Regions from separate parts of the Homo sapiens genome. Here region 2 is linked to region 1. A link is a loop called in an ENCODE intact Hi-C map of the cell type or tissue named here. Cell type or tissue: ascending aorta. All regions are shown on one strand.

What was found. A loop is a pair of places that touch in the nucleus more often than their neighbours do. Peaks named below come from ENCODE experiments on the same cell type or tissue, not always from the same donor. Only the 100,000 strongest peaks of a DNase experiment are listed, where the experiment ranks them.
Region 2: a loop joins it to region 1, with 7 times the contacts of the local background. A loop is called at or near these places in 1 of 110 quality-filtered maps.

The regions. Positions count from the first base shown.
Region 1 is chr6:143,402,754-143,407,753 of GRCh38, reverse strand. No RefSeq gene overlaps it. Among named protein-coding and RNA genes, the nearest start is that of ADAT2, 45 kb to the left of the region's middle. In ascending aorta, no CTCF peak of the experiment used is centred here; DNase peaks (open chromatin) are centred at 1,871 and 2,188; H3K4me3 peaks cover 768 bases; H3K27ac peaks cover 3,462 bases.
Region 2 is chr6:143,134,499-143,139,498 of GRCh38, reverse strand. It overlaps AIG1 (androgen induced 1), which reads right to left. Exons shown (of 6, transcript NM_016108.4): 2 at 2,509-2,664. It overlaps LOC124901416 (a long non-coding RNA gene), which reads left to right. Exons shown (of 4, transcript XR_007059794.1): 2 at 4,167-4,293. Among named protein-coding and RNA genes, the nearest start is that of AIG1, 76 kb to the right of the region's middle. In ascending aorta, no CTCF peak of the experiment used is centred here; no DNase peak of the experiment used is centred here; H3K4me3 peaks cover 733 bases; H3K27ac peaks cover 2,236 bases.

The DNA of each region.
Region 1 (5,000 bases):
CTCTGCCCTAGCAATACCTGTTTAGGATACACCTACATTTCCATGTCTTGGGTCTCCTTGGGGACTTTTTATTCTATCCCACTGGCCTATTTTTCTATTCCTGTGGTCAGGCCCAGACTGTGTTAATAGAGGCTTTCTAGTATGTTTCAGTGTCTACCAGAGCATTTCTCTTCACAGTTGTTATTTTAATTGCTTTCCTGGCTATTCTTGCATGTTTACCTTTCCATATTCATGTTAATAACAACTCGTCCTTGATAGTTAATTTTATGTGATACCAAATTGAGGAAGCAATTCAGGGACCCAGAGATACATTCCCATTAACAATTAATAATTCAGCCAATGGGAGGTCATGCAGAGACCTGGGCCCCAGAAGAAGATTGAGGACAAAGCACCAGTAGCGCAGATTGGGGTGAAGAAAATTATAGAGGTAGGAGGCAAACCCCAGGTAAGTACCGTAACTGGAGTCACAGTTGGCTAGAACATCAAGATAAGAAGGTGAGAAGTGGTGGCCGTGCCCTGAAGAGAGGAAGGAACCATAGCCTTACACCATGGTGGGAAAGGGCCAGTAAAGATGATGTAGGAGCCCATTTGTACTAAGTCCTCAGGTGAAGTGAATTTACTTATTCATTAAGAAGAAAATATTCCCAGCCCTCTTTTCAAATAGTCAACAATATAGCTTTCAAGAGTGTTAAGTGTATTTATGCTTTACACATATCTGAAGTAAGGTTTGCTTTATTTTATCCCTAGAAAAATCTAAGTTTTTTTCTTGGAGTGTTCAATAATTTGAAACTAAAAATTTTAAAAGCATTTCAAACAGCTCCTTTACCTCCCCTGCCCACGCATTTACCAAAATAAATAAGGCCACCATGCAAGCCACTCTCTGATTTGCATGGCAGTGAGATCTGATGCAAATTCTCACATTTTAGGCCATTTCGGGGTTTGTGGAAACGGCAAAGGGTTCCTTTCTTTAAATAGTCCTGGGCATGATACCCTTGTCCAGGATATTTTGACATTACTGTTACTGCAAAGTAAACACATTTGAGGAAATAAAATGCTAATGATAAAATAAAAATTTGGGGTGGTATCAGGTTTGGTTTTTGCTGTAAGAAAACATCCCAGTCTTGAGTGGAGAGTTAGAACTTGTGGCCTGGCTGTCGGCTGTGGCTCTCACCTCACTCCCATCCTGCTCCCTGCCATAGAGGGCTGTATTGTTCCTAACCCCCCAACATCCCCTACACACATTTCACTTCTTCCTCCTTCCAACCCCCACTGCCCCACAAAGAAAGCAGGATTGGATGCCCCTTTGCACCCCTCCAAATTCTTCAAAAGCATATAAAAGGTACATGTCATGCTCAAGGGCTTTGTATGTTTAGTCTGGCACTTATACAGAATCCAGCACTGCATCTGTTCATAAACAGGTAGTGTATGATAACCCCTGGTTCATCCCACCTGGTGAGAAGATTGTGCAGGTACCACCTCACCCTTTGCTCATCCCCATGCACCATCTCATCCTGCCCCACTGCCCAGAGCAGCTGAGGTTCCCATTCTGTGTTCCAGGTCATGGACACCATTTAGTTAATGAGGATTGATAAAGACACATTAACTATTAGAGGGAACTGGAGGAAAGGGAGAGGGAATTCATAGTTACAGAGCACCAACTTTGTCCAAGGCAAAAGTGCTTTAAATACCGTGTTTCATGTAATTATCATAGCTCTCTATGAACTGGGCATTCTTATCCTCATTTTTCACAGAGTCATTTGTGAGTCAGGAATTTTCTCACCTCTCCCTGACCCAGACGCTGTGGTGAATTATGGTACGTTTGATTTACTGGCTAGTGCATAGTAAGTGCTCAAGAATCTTTGGTTATTTGTAGCTTAATCATGGACTTTCGAAAATTCAAAGCCTGACCCCCATATAATTGTTTTCAAAGTTTCAGGCGCTGGCAGGGATATTTTGGTGGATTATCCCTGTCATGCAGGGTAGAAAGAAGACTGCCTTGTCTGAACCTGAGGAAGGTTTCTCTGACTTCTCTGATTTTGTTTCTTCTCTTTTCCGTGCCTTTGGCTGACCCCAAATTTAGAAAACCTCATAACATAATTTGGCTCTCTAGATTTTCTGAAAAGTAAGTCTGTCCCTCATGACCGAGCTTACTCTACATGCCAAAATGCCAGCTAAGTCTGACCTCAGAAGTACGGAGTGTGCTTCTCCCCATTTGAAAATGTTATTCACATTCCCTTTAAGGATTATTCCCAGCACAAGGGGCTGCTTCTGAATGCAGCCAAACGCAAATGATCAGTCAATATATGTAAATCTGCTTGACCTCACTAATCATCAGAGAAATGCTAATTAAAAATAAGAGAAGCCATTTTTTAAAATCCAACAGACTACTCCAGATTCAAAAGATGGATACTATCCCCAAGTCAGCATGGATGTAAGAAAACTCTCATATATTTTGACGGAAAAGAATATTGACGGACATCTTTAGATACCCAATTATCAGTGTTGATCAAAATTTGAAATGTGCATATTTGTTAGTTCACTTTTAGTTGTTTTCTGTCATTCTATAATTGCTTTTCCTTTTGTCTAATTTTTTCTTCTTTCTTTTCCTTCTTTTTTTTTTTTTTTTTTTTGCTTGAAGTCTTACTGGCTGAAGTGTCTTTCCTTGTGATGCACGTCCTTCACCTGCTTTCACTTATGCTCAGTTTATTCCTGCTTGCTTAATTTGAGAGAAGGAAGCACATATAACCAGGTTGTTTTTTATTTAAGGGAATTTCCTGAGAGACGCCCTCATTCTTCAGGCCCAAAAATAAATGGGAGATGTGTCTTCAAGAAAAGGAATGAGCAGCTGTGGTGAGAGGCCTCCAGCAGAGGCTGACTCTATGCCATTCTGGGGGTGCAGAACTGGGTCGCCACATGGATAGTTCACTTCTTCATCCATGGCCTGCCCAGCTCCTGGATCTTCTCTCCCTAAGTGAAGACCCAGGGCTGCCATTAGCCCACTTGGGGCCTAGTGTGAATTACAAGGCCTCCTCTTTGGGTGAAAGCACCCCTCTGGCTAGTGCTTATGAGCAGATGGGTGTCTCTGGGTGGTTTGTCTTAGCTTTGTTTAGAAACCATGGAAGGGGCTCTATCCCAGCCTCTTTTATTCACCCTCTGGGCCAGGCATGCTTTAGCGGGGCACCACCTGTGCAACCTTACCTGGGGGCCCTGAAAGGATGCTAGTTTGTCTTGCAGAGCCAATGGGAAATTGACACGTTGCCTGAGCTGTAATGTGGGCTTCAGCCTCCTTGCCCACCTGAGACCAGGCGTTAGCATTTTTGGTAGAAATGTTCAGTAGTTTTGTTCGGGGCATGGCCATTTCTTTGTTTCATTAAAGACAGAGTTTTCTTCCATGAGTTTTAAGAGACAGGAGTAGAGTAAAATCCCTGTTTCCTCAAACATGTTTAGCCAGAAGCTTAATTTCAGAAACATAACATTGTAACTTATTTGAAATTGTCTTTCATTTTACATTTTTTTTGGATGCCTGCATACTCATAACTGGCTTCTGTCAGTCACATGCATTTATTGCAGAGAAAACGTACTTAGATTTCTAGTTACATAGTGTTGTTCAAAAACACTATTTTTTCTTGACTTTCGTGCCAGTCAAATATCACCTCATCATCTTTGGTTCCTATACTGTCTTCAGTATTCTTTTGCAGTTTTCCCAAGAATGCTGCTGTCTGGGGAGGTATACAAAAGGGTTCTACATTTTGATTATGGCACATTTCACTTATTTTCAGTACACGAACCCCACGTTACTTAGTTTCAAAATTCCAGTGGACTGTGATGACAATTTTAGCTAAACTATCAGTCTGTTGCAGGCTTGGTGGAGTGGTTTGAGTTAGGCTATGGCTATTTGTGTGTCTACCTTACAGGAGAAGAAAGAAACAACAGCTATTTGATAAGGAAAGGCCAATTCTGTTGAGCATCTTTTTTTTTTTCTGGTTCTTTTTACTTTCTGTTTTATTGGGTTGTTCACTCCAGCAAGAAAAAGACCAGCTTATATTTGGCCTCATAGGTAAAAGTGGAATATGGAATCCACATTAATTGGTGCCATTTTTTTCCTTATTAATTCTGTTCTCTTACAGATTGCCACCCTGGGCAGCTGGTTTCGTTCGTGGGCAGCCACTAGTGAGGAGAGCTCTTCAGCTCCTTCTTCCCTAAGGTCTATGATTTTGACATTAGAAAAGACTTGATTTCTATGTTCATGACTCTCCTGTAAGACCGCTCCAACAGGCCAGGATGGAGGCTCCTTCTCTTGTAGGAGGCAGCTTCTCCTGCATACTTAGATTTTGTGACCCAGGTTTCTGGATTTGAACAACCGCCCTATTTGAAAACAGCTTCAAAAGAGCACCCGAGTGTCCCCAGGATCATACTGAGCCATTATTTCCTGTTTTGTAACTTTGGTGGGTGGAATAACTTTTTCCTCAGGAGAGAGTCTTTTATTTTCTTTTTCTTTTTTTTAATAATATTCTCCGGGTTCCAAGTAAATTTTTATGAGGAGGAGCCACAAAAATATATTGGGAGGAGAGGGGTAAAGACAGCAAAAAAGTAATGCATGCTTTAATATAGCTGAGTTGACTGAAAATCAAAAATAAAATTCTAAGCCCCTCAACCATCTGAATGGATGCCTCATCTCAGCCAAGGACTTTCCAAAGTTAACCTGAAAAACTAGTTCAGGCCATGATGGGAAGTGGGATTTGGACATGCCTCATTATACACTTCTCCCTTTTTGAATTCGGGCACAGCTGACCAGCATTAACATCAACACAGAGCCCTAAGACCAGCAGAACAACTCTAAGTCTGATAAGAAATATTTACAAGCTGGCCAGGCGTGGTGGCTCATGCCTGTATTCCCAGCGCTTTGGGAGGCTGAGGCGGGTGGATCATCTGAGGTCAGACATTCGAGACCAGCCTGGTCAACATGGTGAAAACCAGTCTCTACTAAAAATACAAAAATT
Region 2 (5,000 bases), 270 kb after region 1:
TACACATCTCTGATTCCTTATCTATTCTTTGATTTCTTTTGTGATTCTCAAGAGCACTGATCCCCTCCATGTGCTGGGTGACACGGGAGGCCCTGGCGCAGTGATGAGGACTGGCTGGGCTGTCAGAGAGCCACTAGGACAGCTGCACCCACACGCCATGAAAGTGTGATGCTGGGACTTCTGGTTTAAGAGGGATGGGGTGGGTGGGGATGAAAGGCACTTTTATTCCTCTTTTTTCTAAAACATAGGCAAAACAACAAAGACAGTGATAGATGGAGGAAAATATCAGATGTACTAAAACAAATAACTAAACAAAAAGGCCACCACTTGTTTTATAAACCATGAAACATACATGGGATAACTTTAGGAAAGACACCAAGAGTTGACATATACTTCAAGCTTCAGGCAGGTGCAAAAGTTTCCCCCAAAGGAAGGTCAAAAATGTCTAAAGGGCATATGCCATGAGCTTTTGAGGAGAGTAGCAAAATTTACAACATAAGTCAAAATTTTCCCTGTAGAGACATAATTTGATATCACATACAGAAGGGAGCTAAGAGAAAACATGTTAACACTATACTCATGTTTACTTTTTTTTTTTTTTTTTTTGAGACAGAGTCTTGCTCTGTTGCCCAGGCTGGAATGCAGTGGTGAGATCTCAGCTCACTGCAACCTCCACCTCCCAGGTTCAAGCTATTCTCCTGCATCAGCCTCCTGAGTAGCTGGGACTAAAGGAGCCCACCACCACGCCCGGCTCATTTTTTGTATTTTTAGTAGAGATGGGGTTTCACTGTGTTAGCCAGGATGGTCTTGATCTCCTGGCCTCATGATCTGCCCGCCTCGGCCTCCCAAAGTGCTGGGATTACAGGCGTGAGCCACTGCGCCTGGCCTACTTTTTTATTGTATTACTATTGTAATCCTTCTAGCCAACGAAGGCTTCCACAGGCAATGACATGGCTATAGAAATTCCAAGGGAGTAGACGTTAAAAAAGAAAAAATGTATACATGATATATATAATATACATGCATATATTAGATATTAGATATAGATGCATATACATGTACACACAGAGAGACTGAGATTTTCTAGATAATTCTTTTATGCAGAAAGTATGTATCTTTGTGCTTTATGCTAATGGAAATTTTCTCTTAGATGACTATTCTGATAGAAAGTATTTGAATTTTATATGGAAAGTCCAAAGAAGGAAATATTAAGTAATATGGAAAGCATTAAACTCTGCTATGCTAAACAATGGAATCTGAGAGATTTGCTGGTTAGCTTCAATCTGAGTACTCATTTATTTAAGTTTTCAGAGGACAAGGATGAGGGAATGAGGAGTGTCAACAAATTATAATGCTCTCTGGCCATTGTGTTTTTCTCAGGGTTAAGGGCTATTTATTTCATCCAAGAAAATATAATTTGGCACACAGAAAAAGCAATTCAGTGACCATCTGAGTGTCTACTAATTGGTCTTAAAGCAAGCATGTAGGGCCTTCTACCAGCTACAAACCTGACAAATATGAGTAATCCACTGGAAGGACTTATGATCAACTTTCTGATTCTTCCTACAATGGACTTGGTGCATGTGCTAGACCACATCACTGAGACTTCTGTTTTCCCCCGAAATCAGCTGGCAAATGAAAGGTCTGAATTTGAATTAAATAACAACTTCTTACTCATCTTTACAGTTTGTGATATATATGAGTTCTCTTCTCCTGGCTACACAGAGGTTAAAATCTGTAGGGTCTCTGAGGGCCTTTAAAAAAACATGGTTTATGTGCAGACAATGGAAAATTAACAGACTTGTGAAGGAAGTTGAGTTATGAAGAGAATCTAACTGAAAACAATGAAAATCAATGAAGTCAAAACAGACCCAAACATTAAGAGGCATTTACTTCAGTGATAGTAGCTAATGGCACAGCTGGGTAACTGAAGAAGTATGAGCTAATACTGATCTCCTCTCCCAAGTTCAAAAGCCTGGTTGACCCAAGGACCCTACCTTTCAAGTTTGGGCTGCTTAAGAAACTGATAGACTGAATTGTGTCCTCTGCAAAATTCATATGTGGAAGCCCTAACCCCCAGAATCTCACAATGTGACTGTATTTGGAGACTGGGTTTCTCAAGAGGTGATTATATATGGTTGAATGAGGTCATTAGGGGGCCCTAATCTAATATGACTGCTATACCTTATAAAAATAGGAAGTTTAGGCAAAGACAGGCACAGAGGGATGAGTGTGTGAAGACACAGTCAGAAGGCGCTGTCTGCAAGCCAAGGGGAGAGAGGCCTCAGAAGAAACGAACCCTGTGGACAACTGCATCTCAGACTTCAGCCTCCAGAACTACGAGAAAATAAATGTTTGTTGTTTAAGCCACCGCATCTGTGGTACTGACAGCTCCAGCAAACTAATAATACAGAAACCTCTTATAATGAACTCTTTTTTTTTCTCTTAGAAGTCTGAAATAAGAGCCAAGTTTCTTTTGTGGCTAAATGCATCCTCCATCATACTCACAACCCCAACAGGAAAGGCCAACACAGCTAACATCCAGTCCCGGAGAGAGATGAGCTTCTTGAGCTGCCTCTCTTGCTCCTGGTTCCCACTTCCTCGAGTCAGAAGACTGGAAAGATCAGTCAGCACACAGATGCCAAAAAAGACAGCCTGGATAACCTGTAGGGGGACAACAGCCGGTATGAGTCATTAAGATCTGGAGACCCAAGCTGTGGAACAGCAAATGAGCTGCTGGTGTACAACATGACATCTAATAAGAAAGGATCAGAAGCATATTTTAAAGAGCTGCTCCTAGAAATAGAGAACAGACATTTACAACTTGCTTTTATACAGAAAGTTCATCTTTAAAACACCACTTCCATTTTCACTCACCTCGGGACAAGTGCAAAACATGCATGCACACACACATCTAAATAGGGCCCATCAGAAAGAAGTATCAACGATCAAACCAGCAGGGCCATTATTTTAAAGCATCATGTCTATGGTTTGTCATGGTTTCTTCTATGTCATGTCTAAATCACATCTATGGTTTCTACTAGTCAATATAACTAGTGAGTTTTAACAAATATCTAAGAAGTGAAAACAAAAGGGTGAGGACTGTCTGAATAACAAGACAATTCAGTCTAAATGTGAAAAACTTTCCTATGCTTTCATCTCTTACATTTAGATATTTTTTCTATCAAAGGAAGTGGTAGGAAGTGGGTCCTTGAGTCATAAAAAAATCGACTGAATGTAATAATTAAGGCTGATATGAAACAAGTTTCTGTTGTCAAACTTGAACTAAATGACCTTCTACTCAGGTTTTTAGTATTTATGAAATAAAATATTTCCAAAGTAATATAAACAGAGATACCCATACAATTTCTCTAACCGCCCCCCCAAAAAAACTACAGGTTATACATTCCTCAAATCAATTATGAATGGAAGCATTTAGATCAGCTATGTTTTATTTACTTGGACTATTGCAAAGGAGAACACTGCAGGCAGCATACTGTAATGCAGCTAGATAGATGATCATTCAAATTATGGAAAGGGCAGAAAATGTATCCCCTGCACACAAAGTCATACCCAATTAGCACCAAGGATAGATTCAGGAAAATTTTTCTGGCTTTTTTCCTACTGAAAATAGTTTACAGATGATATCTTTGTAAAAGACACAATTTTACTCATTGCCTCTTTAGAAAAGATAGCAAGGACCTTTTTTGGTAAATTTCCTCATTGGCAGTAGAAAGAGTCTGTGAAAGCTCTGTGGATAGGGTCCTCACAAGGGAAGAAGGATCCTAAAAAGTATTTAGTTCCATCACTTAGCATAGCACTAGAACACAGAAATTGTTAACCTAGGCTTTTTGGAGTTCATCAAATCTTACTATTATTAGTCAGTCTTAGGCAGAGTAATGTTCTGTTTCCTCATAACGTAGCCTGTCTTTAGCTTCAGTGACTTAAGGTTTACTGTCATTCTTTCTGCAGCCAGAAAAGCCAGAGTAAAAGAAGCTAAGACTGCCACAATTGAGAACGACACAATAAAAGTGTTGGCAAGAGTCATGTTTTGATAACTAGAAATAACTTAAATGACTCAGGGAATAATTTCATACTTAGAAAAATGTTCTATTTTCTATTTTTCATATATTCCTATTCATATCTTTCTATTTTTCATATCCTAGGACTTTAGATGTTTGAATCTCTATGTTGGCCCTAATGGAGTTTGATTAAACTGGAGTGACCCTACCAGAGGAGAATAATCTTCATTATTCTTCATTACTAGCTAATCTGGCTAGTAAACATAAAAAGGTAACTAACAACCAGGGAAATGCAAACTAAGACCACAATGAGGTAGCATTTCTCACCAGTGTAATTATTTACAATTTAATTCTTACAATACCAAGTGTTACAAAGATGTAGAACAACCAGAAAGCTTATGGTAGGAATGCAAATCTGGACAACCGCTTTGAAAAACAACTGACAATATCTACAGATGCTCCTCAACTTATGATGCAGCTACGTCCCTATAAACTCATAGTAAACTGAAAATATCTTAAGTTGGAAATGCATTTAATACACCCGACCTATAGAATAGCATAGCTTAGCTTAGCCTATCTAAAATGTGCTCAGAACACACACATTAGCCTGCAGTTGGGAGAAATCATCTAACACAAAGCCTGTTTTATGATAAAATGTTGAAAATATCATGTAACTTATTAAATATTGTGCTGAACATGAAAAACAGAATGGCTTCATGAGTACTCAAAGTATGGTTTCTATTGAATGCGATCACTTTCACACCAGCATAAAGTCGAAATATAATAAGTCAAAAATTCTGAGTTGTGGACCATCTATAGTAACTTAAAGATGCATATACTCTATTTATTTCGTGATATAATTATAAAGGGCATTTCCTGCAGAAACTCTCATATATGTGTACTAGTCATATCTACCAAAGGTTAATTTGAGTGTTCATTGCTTCAAAAAAGTTGAAATAACTATGTTTCTTAATAGTT